Regions from separate parts of the Mus musculus genome. Here region 2 is linked to region 1. A link is a loop called in an ENCODE intact Hi-C map of the cell type or tissue named here. Cell type or tissue: heart. All regions are shown on one strand. Each heading gives the region's core, and the rest is flanking DNA. Links, peaks and the distances in the headings are about the cores only.

What was found. Hi-C counts contacts between places; a loop is a spot of excess contacts. Peaks named below come from ENCODE experiments on the same cell type or tissue, not always from the same donor. Only the 100,000 strongest peaks of a DNase experiment are listed, where the experiment ranks them.
Region 2: it touches region 1 in a loop (6-fold over the local background); 9 of 42 quality-filtered maps call a loop at or near these places.

What each region holds. Positions count from the first base shown.
Region 1 is chr3:35,750,764-35,759,102 of GRCm38, reverse strand. Atp11b (ATPase, class VI, type 11B) reads right to left here and starts at 5,040. Exons shown (of 30, transcript NM_029570.4): 1 at 4,693-5,040. The coding sequence starts at 4,719. In heart, for the core only: a CTCF peak has its summit at 4,575; DNase peaks (open chromatin) are centred at 4,462 and 5,032; H3K4me3 peaks cover 2,217 bases; H3K27ac peaks cover 1,571 bases.
Region 2 is chr3:36,060,838-36,069,176 of GRCm38, reverse strand. Acad9 (acyl-Coenzyme A dehydrogenase family, member 9) reads right to left here and starts at 3,198. Exons shown (of 18, transcript NM_172678.4): 1 at 2,907-3,198. The coding sequence starts at 3,068. In heart, for the core only: no CTCF peak of the experiment used is centred there; a DNase peak (open chromatin) is centred at 3,136; H3K4me3 peaks cover 1,854 bases; H3K27ac peaks cover 1,279 bases; H3K27me3 peaks cover 1,944 bases.

The DNA.
Region 1 (8,339 bases), core at 222-8,221:
CAAAGAATTGAAAAGATTAAGATGCAGACATGGTGAATGACTTCAAATCAACTTTTCCAGACACACTGGGGCAGATACAGATACAAATTCATAACAGTTGTGACAACATATACAAGGCCTGTACAAGATCAAGCTAGAGAAAACAAACTCTCAGCATGAAGGAAGTGAAGTAGGCATGATATTACACCCTTTGCTGAAGAGCTGTTGGCATTTAATTGCTGCCAGGGGAGGAAAATAAGTTTGCTTTCAATGGTGACACCTGGTATACTGCCCTCACTCTGGGGAAAGCTGTATATCCAGGCTCTGAAGCAAGGTCCCTGAGTGCTCTGGGAACACCTAGACACACCTATCATGTCACCTTAACCAAAAGAAAAACTTGATATTTAAGAATATATTCCCAAAATCCCAACACTCAGGAAAATGAGCAGGAAGATCACAAGTTAAGACTAACTTGAGATACATTAAAAAAAAAAAAAATCCTTTCAATAGATAGATATAGACATAGATAGACAGACAGAGAGATACGAATATAAAGAAAGATATTCCGATTTAATGTGTAATGTGCTCCAAAGAATGCAGAGCTTCTTTTTTTGTTTGTTTGTTTTTTTGTTTTTCTAAGACAGTGTTTCTGTGTAGCCCTGGCTGTCCTGGAATGCACTTTGTAGACCAGGCTTCGTAGACCAGGCTGGCCTTGAACTCAGAAATCCACCTGCCTCTGCCTCCCAAGTGCTGGGATTAAAGGCGTACACCACCACTGCCCAGCTAAAGCTTACTTTTAATGTTATATAGCAGTACTAGTAAAAATAAAACATGGGCCACAGATGTAAGCCACATACATTATTTTTAAATTTCTAATAGCCACATTTTAAAAATAAACAATTAAATTTCTTTACTATATTTATTTATTGTTGGGGAGTGGGCACGTGTCACCATACAATGTAAAAGTCAGAGAATAACTTTCAGGAGATAATTTCTCCTTCTACCAAGTGAATGGCAGAGGTCGGACTGAGCACATTTACTGTGTATTTATTACAGTAATTGGTAACAAGTACCTGGTCCTGCTAAGCTATCTTTCTATTACAGAAATAAATATAACTGAGATATGTCACATTTTTCTTCTGTTTTAAAATTTAAATTCTGTTTTATATTTAAGAAAATTTCAATGTGAGCCAGCCACATTTCAAGTATATTAGACAGAACTGTGATGCAGGATAAACGTTTTAAAATGATTATTATATTAAAGAACATTTGGCAATCAGGTACAATCCGGTGCAAATTGAGATAGAGAGGGAAGCGTCACTGTGTCTGCAGGTTCAAGGCTCTGCTAAGTGACCTGACGGAGGAGGCTAGAGAACGATGAGAGCAGCTTGGTGACCACAGTGAATGGAGCTGGAGAGGGGCTTCACTCCTGTGCTGCTGGCACAAACAAGGCAGGGAACACAGACCCAGCAAGTGTACTCACACAGTTGATAACACCCAGCAAGCTGCGGCTAAGAACTGCCAGTTTCCTCAGTGAATCGGGAGGCTCAAGGGACATCATGAACAGTGTAAGAAGCGCTCTGCAGCGTACCCCAGCTCACGATCTTCCTCATCCAACTCCCAGATGCTGGGATTACAGGCCTGTCCCACCAGTTAAACAAACACCCGCAGCCTGCTAGTTTGTGGTTGCTTGCAGTTACAATCATTTTCTACACTCTTCTGGACTGGTCAGACTTAAATCTTATCACTATATTGCTAAACACAGAAATAATATTCATTATTTCCTAATCTATTCATTATCCAGAAAACATTCTCAAGACTAACTGTAGCCCAATATAGGGGCTGACTGAGAACAGTCATGAGTAAAAGCCTCATCACGTTCACATAAAACAGGATTTAGCAAATACCTACAAACAAGTTAGTTCTATGAAAACATGGTACTATGTTGTTCTGTAATGAAACCTTATAGGTCATCTAAATATATTTGTTTATAAGAATGTTTGCTTAAAGGTAGACATCAGCACTATACAAATAAATATGCTATATGAGTATTCTTCTCTTACCACAAATTTTAGCAGCTGCATGTGGTCAACAGCTACCGCTAGCATGTGTAAAGCTGTGGGTTTGACTGACAGCTCTGGCAAAGTAATAAATGATAACAATAATAACAATAACAACAACAACACACTAGGCATCTAACGGTCCTATGCTGTTATAATTGAGATGCTGTTAATGACGGACTATAATGACTAAGTACAACATGTTACTGAAAAGGGCTACACTATGAATATGAACTACACCAGAAATACATAATAACTTTTAGCATAAAATAATTTGAACATTATGTGTGAAAGAAAAACAAAAAAGAAAAAAGAAAAGGATATTCCACAAGTTTTCACTATTTTCATAAAGGGAAAATGTCAGTTTTTATCATGATTTCTCATCATTAGGCAATTAAAAATATTTAATAGAGATAAGAAATCAATCAATTTTTTTAAAACTGCAAATAAAATAAAACAGAAGATATAATTGTCTCTATCATAAAAACACAGCAAGTTAAGTTAGATGTCTCAGGAAGCAAATGAGAACCTGAGTTTGATTCCTGAGACCCACAAGGTAGCAAAGAACTGACTGGCACAGGGTGTCCTGACTTACTTACACACATACCCAAACACACTAAGCAGTAATCAAAAATTAAAAACAAAAAGTATCTTTTTTTTTGTTAAATTATTGGTTGAAAGCCAGGATTCATATGAAATGTTCCAAAACATTTCCAAAACAACCTGTCCCTATGATTTATTGATTTACCCAAATTTTCCCTTTTATGAATTTTACAATTAACATAATGCTGGTGACTAAACCCAGTGAGCAAAATAATAATAAAATTTGCATTATTTGTATATAAAATTTGTATAATTTGAATAATCCAAGATAGAATTTTTTAACTGAATTCTTGGAGTAGCAACTAGAAAGGCTGTTTATTACTGAGCTAGTACAACATACTTCGTTCCTTTGTACACACTGTCCTTAATTTGTATTTAAGTGATTACACAAACTTAGTCAGCAATTCAAAGTCCTGCTTTGGCACAAGGGTTTTTGTTTTTGTTTTTTTAAAGATTTATTTATTTTTATTTAGATGAGTACACTGTAGCTGTCTTCAGACACACCAGAAGAGTGCATCAGACCCCATTACAGATGGTCTGTGAGCTACCATGTGATTGCTGGGAATTGAACTCAGGACCTCTGGAAGAGTCAGTGCTCTTAACTCACTGAGCCATCTCTCCAGCCCTGGCACAAGTTCTTAAAGACTTGATTATCTTAAAAGTAAAACCAGTGACAGACAACTAAATATCAGAGATAGTATTTTTTTTTTTTAAAATGGAAAGCAACTTGTTCAACTTGTTAGTCAGGGCCATGAGACAGCTGACTTAAAAATGACCACACAGCTTCTGGTTTATCCCTTTCAGCCGTAAACATAAAGCCATTTCTCACAACATTACCAGATTTCTATCTGGAAGATAGGAATGATCACATAGAAAGATTTTATTCAAGCTAACAAAAAAGTACCTCACACTGAGAGACTGTCTTAACATACTGGGAAAGGCTTGAAAAAACAGCCTTAAAAACTATTTTCTCACCCAAAACATCAGATAAAAAGGTGTTAAATCTTTTGTTTACTTGACGCCTGAGAAGTCAAAAGCAGATCAGATTTGTAATAATTAACTTCCTTACTGTACTGGCTTGCCACAAGAAAGCAAGTGTGGATTAAATGACATCATTAGCTTGGATTCCCAATAAAGCTGGAATACTTCAATTTGCAACAGTTAGCTAAAAATAAAGACCTACCATTTGTATGAGGGAGTGGCAGGCGGTTCTAGTTTTATTTATAAGATTTCTTTATTTAAGAATGATGCTTACTGTAAAATAAACAGGAGACTGACTGAAATACATACTTTTTAGTTTTCACCTGAAAAACTGTTCTACCACAAGAAAAAAGAATGAAGATTTTGGTCTCAAAACAGGACATTTCTGTTTCTCTAAGATTTATCACTGCCTTGAAACCTCGTAGAAAAAAAATACTGCAATTGGTACAATTTCAAAATTAAACAGCATATAGATTAGCATTCCTAGAACTGAAGTGATGTCTGCCTTAACTGTCATTGTCGCCTTGGCGTTGTTATTTTCTGGGCTGCAAGTGCCAAGGGACATGAGAGATTTTCGTCTGTGAATGATTTCTGAGAAAGGTGACGCTTTTTAGACACTTAAGTCACTCTAGGGTTTTCTTTTTCTTTTTCCAGGTAATACAGTAATGTTCAAAAGTTAAACCACTGGCTCCTAACCCGTGCGTTCTAACCGCCTTGAGGGGTGGGTGACACACAAGAGATGCACAGAGAAGTTGCACCGGTCTGCGGTGAAGACCTTTCCGGCGCGCCTTCCTCCTAGGCCCAGGGCGAGCTTCCGCCGGGAGGCCGAGGAGGACCCAGACCTCCTCCGGAGCCCGCACGAGCCTAGTTCGGAGTCCGGGGGAGCCGCCTGACCCGCGCCCCGCGCCGCTACCTCCGCCACCTCGGGGCCCGCGCGGCTCGCGACCCTCAGCGGCCGCAAGCTGCAGTGCATCCCCGCGCTGTGCGGAGCCCGGGCCGAGAGAGAGCCGCGCGCCCCCGCCGCGGCCTAGCCCTCGCCGCCCCGCCGCGCCACCCAGCCCTCACTTACCAGCTGCTGCCGGACCCAGCGCCACATGCCCCCGCCGTCGCCGACGCCGTCGTGGCCCGCCGGACGCGGGACCGAGCGGCAGCAGGTGGAAGAGGACTCCGAGTGTGACCGGAGCAGGCGAGCCCCTCGGGCTTAAGTTCTGCTCTCTGCTGTCCCCGCTTTTCTACCCGAGTCGGGTCCCCATCCCGCCACCCCGGCCCGGAGGTCCTACAGGCGCGGCCTGGCTGCCAACCGCGCCCGGCGCAGCACTACTCCCCGCTGAGCCGCCGCCACCTTCATCTCTGACCGTTGTCACCCGAAGCACCGCCGCCCCCACGGCGCCGCCCCGCCCTCGCCCGCCATGGGCCCGCCCCCACGGCGCCGCCCCGCCCTCGCCCTCCATGGTCCCGCCCCCAAGCCCTGTGCCCCTCCCTCACCTGCTCTGGACCCGCCCGCTTCTTTACCTCTCGGAGGCCCACCCTTCCGTGTTTCCGCGCGGGTTTGCCCGCCCCTTTCCGGGGCGGTTTGTCGCGAAAACGTGAGCGCTGTCAGGCTCGCCGGCTCTGTGGGCCTTTTTCGAGTTTTTGTATCTTGGCCGGCTAGGCTGTAGCAACTCCTCGAAGAGGAGTTGGCTCTGCCCTGTCACAGATCTTCCCCCTCCCCCACCAACCCCCCCCCCCATCCACCCCAACATTCGGATCCACACCAGCAAATGTATGTGACCAAAAGGTCTGTGCCCAGACCATTAAATTATCAAAGACTTACATTTGGAGAGGGAGATGATTATGATCAAACTAAATTGTACAAAATTCTTATAGACTTGGTAAAAAAAATTTTTTTAATTGTCAAAGGCATTTAATTGCTTCACACATAACTCAGCGAGTAACCAAAGTGGACTAATATTGGGGAAAGTTTGAGATTTCTCTGTGAGAGTCCAGCCTGCACCTCAATTTCTGGAGCTATTGCTGAGTTCCTATCCTGATGAATTAAGCTGGAAAGGCTAAGGGGAGAGACTTTCCTCGGAAAGCTAATTGCTAAGCATGCAATGAAAACTACCTCCAAAGTAGCGTGACCTCTCTAACAAGGGTGTGGATAACTTTTAAGAAGGCCCATACAAGCAACTGGAACAAGTTTATACTGTCTAAAAGCAGCCACCTGTTCGTCTTCGTCGTACTCTCTTTTTCCTGAATTAAAACACGTCACCATCAGACATTTGTAATTTGAAAAGTAACATTCTGCAAAAACCTAAATCTAAGCTACGGTGATTAGACAAATCTGTCTTTTGGTTTCAGTAGTCATGTCTTAGTTAATCCAGCATTGCAATTAGAGTCTTTCAGTTATCTATGGCCTATAAAATCTGCAATGGAGCCCTTTAATCCCTTTTTAATCCCTGCACTCGGGAGACACAGGCAGGCAGATTTCTGAGTTCGAGACCGGCCTGGTCTACAAAGTGAGTTCCAGGACAGCCAGGGCTATACAGTGAAACCCTGTCTCGGGGGGGGGGGGGGGGGACCTGCAATAATTTTTTTTTAATATTATAAATTACCCAAATTTAGGACAGATATTTAAAAAGAAAAAGGAACCTTCGTTTTGCTCTTATGCCCGACCCTTACTCTGTGACACCAGCATAAAGTTACTGGAATGCTTTTAGAGAAAACAAAATGTTACTTCCGTTCTAAGGCAGTGTCCCAGAACCCACTGCGTCAAGCTCTACCCGATACTCTAATTGGGTCTCTGAAGTACGTATTATCCCGATTGTGCAGATGGAGAAGCTCAAGTTAAATAATTCGGCAAAACTGTGATTTGGATTATGGATAATCGGACAGTAGAACCTGTGTTCTTAAGCTATATTCCTAAACAAACTTACTTCTCACATCTCGTTTCTCAGTGACTTGGTTACAAAGTAGGCCTGGAAATGTTTTATTTATATGCCACCAAAATTTGTCAAGAAAACCTGTAAAACAGCAACCTAGAGGATGCATTACATATCATTGAACTGGCTTCCAAATTTCTAAAGGTGGAAGTGGACAGGGGGTGGGGAATTAGGAAGGAGTTGATTCGAGGTGTTATGAGGCAATGTGGCAAAAAGCAGCTCAAATATGTGAAGACCATATGAAAGTCCAAACTGTCAGGAACAAAAATAGCAACAGGGCAGTGTTTTGCTCCAAACATTTTCTACCAGAACCATAGCATGGCCGAGCATTTTTATACTATAGTTGTAATTCTTTAGTGGTGGTAAAATCTTCTCCATGTATAATAATCAGGGTTTTTTTTTTAATTAAATTTATTTCTTGGAGGTAGGAGTATGTGCCATGTGGGTGTATAGAGGTCAGAGGGATCAATTCTCTGAAATCTTGATTTCAGTTGTATGTGTATGCTATTGGGAACAAACAAAAGAAACTTGCCCTAAGTACTGACATTTTGTTTTTAACCTCCATTTAACCATAGGGGGAAACTAAGTTCAAGGTCCCAGGCCCTAGGGGAGCTGGGGACTTCCCAATAGCTGAATGCCTTCTGTTGTAAAGAGACACTTGTCTGGGTCCAGCCATCTCAAGGACAACTTTCCCAACTTGCTGGCAGGGTTAAACTAAGTTCACGTTCCCAGGCCCAGGAACCAATTCCTGTCCTGATTGATGGGAAAATGTAACAATTACTTGTCACAGAAGTTGTGGTTTTCGAGCTTAAATGATCTGAGATATTCTGGCTCTTTGTTGCAGTTGGATTTAAGTGGACCCCATGAAAACACCTTCACATAATATAAAAGGAATTACACCCTGTTGCTTGTGATTGGGAAGGCTTAGGGAGAGAGAAGAGAAAACTCATGATTTAAGAAGGCAGGTACCAGGTATAAAAAAAAAAAAAAAGTTTGGAGGTAGTAGCAGTTCATTTATTCCACAACTATTTCTTCAGCATCAAATGATTGTGTGAAGACTGCCTAAAATTAGGAAAGGGCACAAAACCCACTTTAGAGTGGCCTCCTCTGTCCTGGCTGCAGCTTATAATCTAGTTGGAAAGAGCAGTCACAGAGGGGAGGTGAGCCAGCCAAGTAACCGTTAAATCCTAAAGTATTCTACTGATGATCATTGGTAATTTCAGAAACTTGACGTGAACAACAGTAGTTGGGGAAAGCGCCAGGAGAAAGGCTATCAAAGTCATTTCTCTTTATCTCTGATTCTAGGCAAATCCTTTAGCACTGGACCACATCTGAATTCAAACTGAGTTTGAAATGAGAGGTTAAAGAAGGGGTAGACTTTGCAACCGGATGAGCTAGCTGCAGGGGCAAATGTTTGGGTGAAGAAAGCTTTGGATGTGTAAGATGGTGTAACTAATTCAGGGAAAGAAGAAGTGGGGCTGCATGGGTAAAGTGAAACCCGGGAGGCCGAGTTTCTGACTAATTACAAGTGTTTGCTTATTTTTTTCTTTAAATGGACATTGCACATGGGGGGACCCATGACTCCAGCTGCATATGTAGCAGAGTCGGTCATCAGTGGGAGGAGAGGCCCTTGGTCCTGTGAAGGTTCTATGCCTCAGTGTAGGGGAATGCCAGGGCCAGGAATGGGAGTGGGTGGGTTGGGGAGCAGGGGAAAGGAGGAGGGGAGAGGGGAGGGGGCTTTCAGAGGGGAAACCAGGAAAGGGGATAACATTTGAAATGTAAATAAAGAAAATAT
Region 2 (8,339 bases), core at 79-8,078, 310 kb before region 1:
GTGACTGGCTTTGAGCAACTTATATGTCCTGTATTGGCTTCTCCTATATGATCCTGTTCATCAGAGAAAGGAGCTGTGTGGGTCAAGCAGGACATACTTGGGTCCTGAAACATGAAGTGACCATGCCTGCGTCCTGGAGAATGATGTGGCTTCTAATCACTAGTGGCCAACTTGCCAGGATTCCCTGCGGGCCTTTGAAATGATCCCATATGGCTTGAAGACCTGTGGCCCGCCAAGCTCTAGCTACTCCTCCAGGTGCTTTGGACAGGGTGTATATCTGGACCCACAGCTGAACACAGATATATCACAAGTTTTCAGGATCAGGAGTTCCCCTGTCTCCTTGGTTCCTCTCACCAAGGGGAGCACTCAAGTCTCTACCCTGTCTTAGTACTCACGTTCCTGACTTCTCCACATTAGCAACGTTCCAAAATCTATTTGCTCCTCTCTGGCCCAAGGACAAGAGGTCCATGGGTCTCTCTCTATCCAAGAGACAAGTGACTTAAAGAATATGCTGCCATCCACCAGCACTCACTCCACTGCTGAGGCAGACTAACAGGGAGCATAGTTCCTGTTGGCCCTCTGAGCCTCTTAGAACAAGGCTGCTCACTCATGGAGGCTCAGACCACTCCTACTCCATCACCTTCACAGTCTTGCCTGTCACCTAGTCTGGGTCAAAGGGCTGTGTGGGAGAAAAGTGATGTCGATCCCAGTGGGCAAACTAGGCAAAACAGGCAACCTGGCAAATAACTGGTATTCAGACATACTTAAAAGGGTAAAGACTTCAGGAGTCCAGGCACAATGAGGCACACCTTTAATCCCAGCACTTGGAAGGCAGAGGCCAGTGGACTCCTGTGAGTTCAAGCCAGCCTGGTCTACATAGCACGCTCCATGCCAGCCAAGACTACACATCACGACCCAGTCTCAAAAACAACAACTCAAATACAATCTTCCAAAACAGAACAAAACCCAAAAACCTAAAACAAAAAATATCAGGGGGGGGGGGTGGATACTGGAGGCTAGAAGGAAAATATCCTCTAGTTAAAAGTGACAAAAACTGAATGAGGCGCCGTGTGGGTGAGGAGTGAAATAACAATTAGCATCTTTTAAGCTGATAAAGCAAAAGAACCTGTTATTCAGGTAATCCTACTGCAGAAGCCAATTATATAAGCCAGGGGCTGTAACTAAGTCTGCCAGTGCCACACAAGCCTCACCCATTCATCCTCCCACTTGCCCCTGGGACAGACTCGGGTCCAAGTAAGTGTATATGTCAGCCACTGGCATGGATAACTCGGCTACTCTCTACCCTCAGACGCTTAAGTACCACTGCCATTGTCCTAGTCAAGGCCCAGAAATGCTCCGAGAGCTGGTGTTTGCTCAATCCAGGAAGTAGCAGTGAAGTTAGAAGTGGTCAGATATGAATGTAACTTGAAGATAAACAAAGATTTACTTACTATAGGATTCAATGAGAACAAGACGAATCAAAGGTGTCACTGGAGAATGTATTGAAAAAGTTGAATCACAGAGTAGCCATTATCTATTGTAAACGGGCTGTTGGGAGAAGCAGAACTGGGTGGGATCCAGGAGAGGTTATCATATATGCTTATTAAAGATGCTTATTAGACATCTAAGAGGAGATATAGAGCAGAAAGGTAGACTAAGTCTGGAGTTAGGGGAAGAACTCAAGTTGAAAAAATAAATCTGAGTCGTAAGAATAGAGTTGTCATTTAAAGCTAGGGCACTGAATTAGGTCATCAAGGGGCTGACCATAATAAAAAGAGAGGCCCACAGGCTTAAACTTTAGAAAAATTCAGCATTGCTAGGTGTGGCATACAATTTCAATCTAGCTCTCATGAAGGAAGGCAGAGGCAGAAAGTCTCAGTGAGACTGTCTCAAAAGCAAGCAATCAATACACCTGCCACCTCCACATTAAAAAGAAGAAGAACAAAACAACACAAACAACAACGACACTGCCTCTGACTTCAACTGGGCTACCAGAGACACTGGCCAAGGTCTACAGGTTGAGAAACCAAGGAACTAACAAAAGAGATACAAAGAAAAGAATTTTTTTTTCAGAAACCTGAGGCCTAACATGCATTCAGAACAAACATTAAGTACATATCTGCATTAGTTACTAATGGTGGGTGGGGTAGGAATGGGAATGAGAAGTGAGCAATGTGGAGAAAACCACTGGCCACTGGGCCAAAGCCTGAGGGCACAGGTCCAAGATGCAGAATTATCCTTGAATAGTGAGAAAGCTGAGTTCTAATCACCAGGCCAGCCTTTGCTAGGGGTATACAGCTCACAACAGTATAGAAAGTAGATACCATCTGGAGGAGAGCTGACCACTGGGACTCTCACTAAATACAGAAATGGAAAACTGGCAGCAAAGCTCACGGGTGATGAAGGGTAGATTTAAAGACTGAAGGGGATACATGATGGCTGCGCTCTTCCTCCTGCCTTGGAAAAGCACAAGAATCCAAGTCCCTCGGCACCCTCTGCGCCAGAATGTGGGCAAAAGGGTCCCCACACTTCAAAGTTCTAGCTTTGAACGTTGCACCAGGGCAGCCACTCAGCCCAAGTGTTGACTTCTACTTTAATAAAGTCAGACAATACGAGACAAACTTCCAAGACAAGAAATAGCTGGATGGGCAACTCTGAGGACCGAGGCAAGAGGACCACGTATTCAAGGCATGCCTAGCTACAGAGCGAGTCCAAAGACAGCCTGGGCTACTACTGAATGAGACCCTGCCCCAAAACAAAAACCACTGTGACACGACTTAAGCCACATCGCCGAGCCCAGCCTCTCGGATGTTTGGCTTCTACGGGCTCGGATAACGTTCCATGCAACTCTGGCCAGAATGAAAGGTGGGAGCAGAGGACACGGGCAGTCCGGCCTCGCCTCCTACCTGCTCGATGTTGCCCAGGAAGAGCTCCTTGGCGAACGAGCAGCTCTGCAGGCTGGTGTGCAGCGGGCGGCGCCTCGCCGTGAATTCCCTCAGCACCCGGGAAGCTCGCGCCGCAGCCGCCGCCGCAGTCGCCCCACGCGAGAGCAGCACACAGCCAGACATGCTGCTCCTGACTTCAGACTTCAAGTCGCTGGAAGCCCCGCCGCTCCTCCCAATGACGCCAATCACCCGCGTCCGGGCATCCAAAGTCTCACCCTGCACCGCTGCAACCGGAAGCTAGCTCGCACTTCCTGATGACGCAAGGGCTGCGCCGCCTTGAGCGAGGCTATTGGACAGGTCGTTCCAGAATATGTTTAATAAATGTCTCCTACGCCAAGCATTGCTGTATGTAATGTCTGAGTATGTAATTTAGAAATTGTAGTTTTTTAAAATTCATCCGAACAGGCTAGGAAGTAAGTGTGTGTGTGTGTGTGTGTGTGTGTGTGTGTGTGTGTGTGTGTGTGTGTTCTTTCTTGTTATACTTTTGCCAGTAAGAAAACGAAAATACTCAAAAGTCAAGCTGCAAAACTACCACCCAGGCTCCCAAACACAGCTCTTGTGCCTGTGTGCTATTCTCAGCACATCCTCTAAAGAGCAGATTAGATTTCATCAAATAAACCTAGAAGTACAACTTTTGTTATTCTCATCTCACTTAATGTAGGACTTAGAATATTGCTAAATGGGTATAACAAAATGACAAGGGACCTATTTTACTAACCCACTTCTGCCTAATTCTCTTAAATATGTGAGTGGCGTGGTATCATTTTGTATGGGAGACTGCATGAAGCACTAAGAGCATGCTGTTTCCTCCTTTCTTGAATCTACCACTCCCTGTGTTGTGCACCCCCCTAGTCTGGCCCCTATTGGCCACAGTCTTCAGACACTTGCTTTCTTCACCACTCCCAGGGCAAGGCATTTCCCTTGGCTCGGTGACCTACCCTATGAAACTATAAACACCATGTTTGTTTGTTTGTTTCTTTTTATGATTTATTTATTTTATGTATGTGAGTATACCATTGCTGTCTACAGACACACCAGAAGAGGGCAATGAATCCCATTACAGATGGTTGTGAGCCACCATGTGGTTGCTGAGAATTGAACTCAAGGCCTCTGGAAGAGCAGTCAATGCTCTTAACCGCTGAGCCATCTTTCCAGCCCTTGTTTGTTTTTTTTAAAATGAATCTTATGTTGAGGAAGTAAGCCAAGGCAGGGCCTGGTCCAACTGGTCCAGCTCTCACATCAGGGTTTATTCATATGTCTGTTGTCTTTATTTCTAGGCAGGTTGTCCTGAGGGAACCAGTGTGGCATCAACTGTTACAAGATGACTCCTTCAGAAAATACATGCAGTTTTAACACCAATAGAAAGCATTTATGCCCCACTGGGGACTGCATAAGGAACTTCCCAAACTATGTAGCCCAGAGCCTCACTATTCTTTTCCTTTTATGCACAAAAAGCAAGTAAGAACAGTTAGCGAGAAGTGAAACTACAGAAGCCAAAAAGCAAGGTTAATATGTTTAGGGACTTTCCCAGGTCCTGGCACTATAAACTAGGTCTTTGATGAATTAGGTCTTTGTTCCTATTTTGGCAGGTTAGGGTTTTGGCAGATTGTTGTTGCCTATGTACTGAGTTCTAAGGTCAAAATGGTGTCTCTAAGATGGCATCAGTTGAGTCAGTGTCTCACAGGCTATTGAGGCCACCTTTTAGTCATGGGAGCCAAGGAACTACTTGCCCTAACTTAGTCTGAATCTTAGTAGACTGCCTCTTAAAAAATATCTATCTATCTATCTATCTATCTATCTATCTATCTATCTATCTATCTGTGTAAGAGAAAGAGTATACTAGGCACATGTGTGGAGGTCAGAAGATAGCTTCTCAAGTATTGGACCCGGATCTCCAGGCTTTGTGGCAAGCGACTTCACTCACTAAGCCGTCTTGCTAGCCCACAGACTGCCTCTTGAAAGGTTAGCGTCAGTACTGTAGCCTCTGTTCCATCGATCTGAGATCTCCAGGTGACCCAGGAGTCCCGTTCACACGAATGTGTCCTGCCAGTGTTGCTTTCTTTCTTAAGAGTCACCTTGATCACAATGTCTCTTCACAGCAATAGAACATGGAATAAATCACCTAATGTAGTGGGAACTAACTAAAATACATGAAAGTGATTTTAATGATGTCTCCAAAAATGGGGAGGTAACTCTCCATCTCTCGTTACCAAACAGAGCTTCCAGTAGCAAGCCTGGGTTATACCCAATTGAGTTGTTGGCCAAAGAGCTTCCATGGAAATGCTCCAAACACCCCAGGCTGTTGCCAATACAATAGTTTGCTCTCTGCAAACTGACAAAAAGAGTCCATTGCTGAAGACAACACCCACACTTGGGGAGGTCTAGTGGATGCCAATATAGAACCTTCACCCCTATGTTCTAAAGTCTTGAGTATGGAAAGTTACTCTGCAGGCTACCAAAAGAGAAACACATACAACAACATAGCCACAAAACCTTTGATCTACAGTGTTATCTTCCTTGCAAAATATGCTAAGCCAATGGTCGCACAAACTAGTAGGAGTAGCAAACCAATGTCTGATTTGAACAAGGCCCACTCTATGAGGTAGAACCCATACCCAACACTGCTTGGTTGCCCAAGAATCAGAGACTAGATAGCCTAGAGACCTATGGTAAAATCAAATACCACAGATCTTAAAACACAGTACTAATAAAATGACTCCTACTGATATTCTGCCAAGCTCATAGATCAGTGCCTTATTCAGCCATCATCAGAAAAACTTCCTCCTGCAGTATATGGGAATAAACACAGGGATGCACAGCCAGATATTATGCAGAGAAAGACCTTGGAACACTCAGCTCTAAATGTGATTTCTCTATTAGCCCCTCCCCCCTTCAGAGCTCAGGAGAATCTGCAGAAGAGGAAACATAAAGCGTGTAAGAGCCAGAGAGGATAGAAGATACAAAAAGAACTATGCCCTGTAAAGTCATTGATAAATGGGACCTCATGAAACTGGAATGTTTCTATAAGTCAAAGCTTCTATAAGCTTCTATAAGGAAAGCTTCTTATGGTCAATAAGACAAATCAGGAACCTAAAGATTGGGAAAAAAAATCTTCACTAACTCCACATCTGATAAAGGGCTAATGTCCAAAATATATAAATAACTCAAGAAGTTAATCACAAAAAAACCCAAACAATCCAATCAAAAAATGGGGTATAGAAGCCTCTTCTTTTTAATGAAAGACAGAAATGGGGTGGATTCAAATGGGAGGAGAGAGAGAGGGGTGGAGGGAGGGGGGATTAATTAAAGGATATTTTATGAGAAAATAATTTATTTTCAATAAAAGGGAAATCTTTTTGTTTTATTGTGTGAGTATATTGCCTACATGTATGTATGTCCATCATGTGTTTCCTGGGCTTGGAGAGGCCAGACAATGATGCTGGACTTCCTGGAACTGGGGTTGAGGAGCCTCCAGATGGGTGCTGGGAATTGAATCAGATTGAACACAAGAGTAGCAAATGTCCATGTGACAGCTGAGCCACCTCTCCAGTTCCTTCAGTGACTTTAAAGCATGATTTATTCTTTAGTACTTGTGCAACTGAACTTCTGGGTGTTCAATAGCCATACTTTGACTCCTGTATCAATGTGGTCAGAGGGACAGAAAAAGAGGGCAGTCAAACATGTTTACTTCCGTGATCATCCAGCTCCCATGGGACTATGCGTTGGTTGGTTTGTTTGTTTTATCAAAATGTCTTATATGTCTGGTAAGTCACCTGTCCTATTGTTCAGAGAGCCAAGGAGACCCCATTCTGTGGTTTCTAACCAGTCTGTATTTGCAAAGAAAAGGGTCAGTACACAGATGAAGTCATGGTCAAGCTAGACCTCTGACTCATTCTCAACATATGAAATTACTGATATAAAAATGAAAAAGAATAAAAGATACAGGGACTCCTTCTAAATCCAAGTGCTAACCGACCGTAATGGGTCAGGGTTGGGGTAGGGTTCATTTTGGCAGTCTGCATTGTCATAAGTAATCCTAAATTAAAATGATTGACATACCACAAAACTAAAGTAGAATTTAAAGGAAACAGACAAAAATTCAGCCTTAAACATGATTTCCCATTAAATCCTGTGTATGAGCTGCTGACATACTTGATAAAATATCAGAGCCACTCCAGCTATAATTTTAAAAAAACCCACTCTATTTAGATAGTTTATCTGAATCTATCATTAACTATAGCCTCACTTCAACCCTGGTTTTCTTATAAGATTGTCTTTCTTTTATTATATTTCTTCACCAAATTCCCTTTTTAAATTATTTTTTATCGAGTTATTTTATTTTATTTTATTTTATTTTATTTTATTTTCTGTGCATGAGTGTTTTTGCCTGAATGTATGTCTATGCACCATGTACATACCTGATGCCCACTCAAGACAGAAGAGAGCATCAAATCCCCAAGAACTGGAGTTTTAAACAGTTGAGAGACACCATGTAGGTGCTGGGAATTGAACTTGAGTCCTCTGCAAGAGCAGCCAGACTTCCTAATTATTGAATGCTTCCTTCAGCACCTTTAAGCCACATTCTTAATATATCGTACTCAATATGATTCTAAAAAGAACACTTTCCAAGTGATTGTACCCATGAGGGATGATTCTCCTAAAATAAGCAAGGCCATGGCTTTCCTCACTCTCATCCTTTCTGTGGTCACTGAATGACACAAAAATATTACTCTTGCTTAAACCTTGCATTTTAATCTTGTAAGATTCATGTCTTCTTGGTGATCTAACGGTTTCAAACTCCCCAGTGACACAGGAATTCCAGCTAACTCCCATGACTGGAAATATGAAGCTTCATCTTCATTCAATAGATGAAATAGGAAATTCTGTGGACCTTCTTAAGCGGAGACTCTACCCACAATCAGTACAGAAGCAATTACAGATTATTGATCATCACTTTCTTAGTGGATTTCTGTTGCTGTGACAAAACACTGATAGAAATGTAACATGAGGGCAAAGGACTTATTTGTTATATGGCCCTAATCACTGTCTATCACCGAGTGAAGCCAAGGCAGGAACTTCAGCAGACCATGGTACCACCTTTCCCAGTGGGCTGGAAGGTCTGCACCCATCATTAATAAGGTTCCCCCACAGACTTGCCTACAGGCCAGTCTGATGGAGGGATTTTTCTCTACTGGAGTTACCTCTTCCAAAGTGATCCTGGGTTGTGTCAAGTTGGCAAACTAGCAAGAATTAATTGACTCCTTCTCAACTTAATACAAGCATATCATTATCAAGTATAACTTCTTTTAATTCCAAGATCTCATGTTAATATTACAATGCATCGGTTAACCTACTAACAATAACCACAGAGAAGGCACCAAAATGTGTCAGATG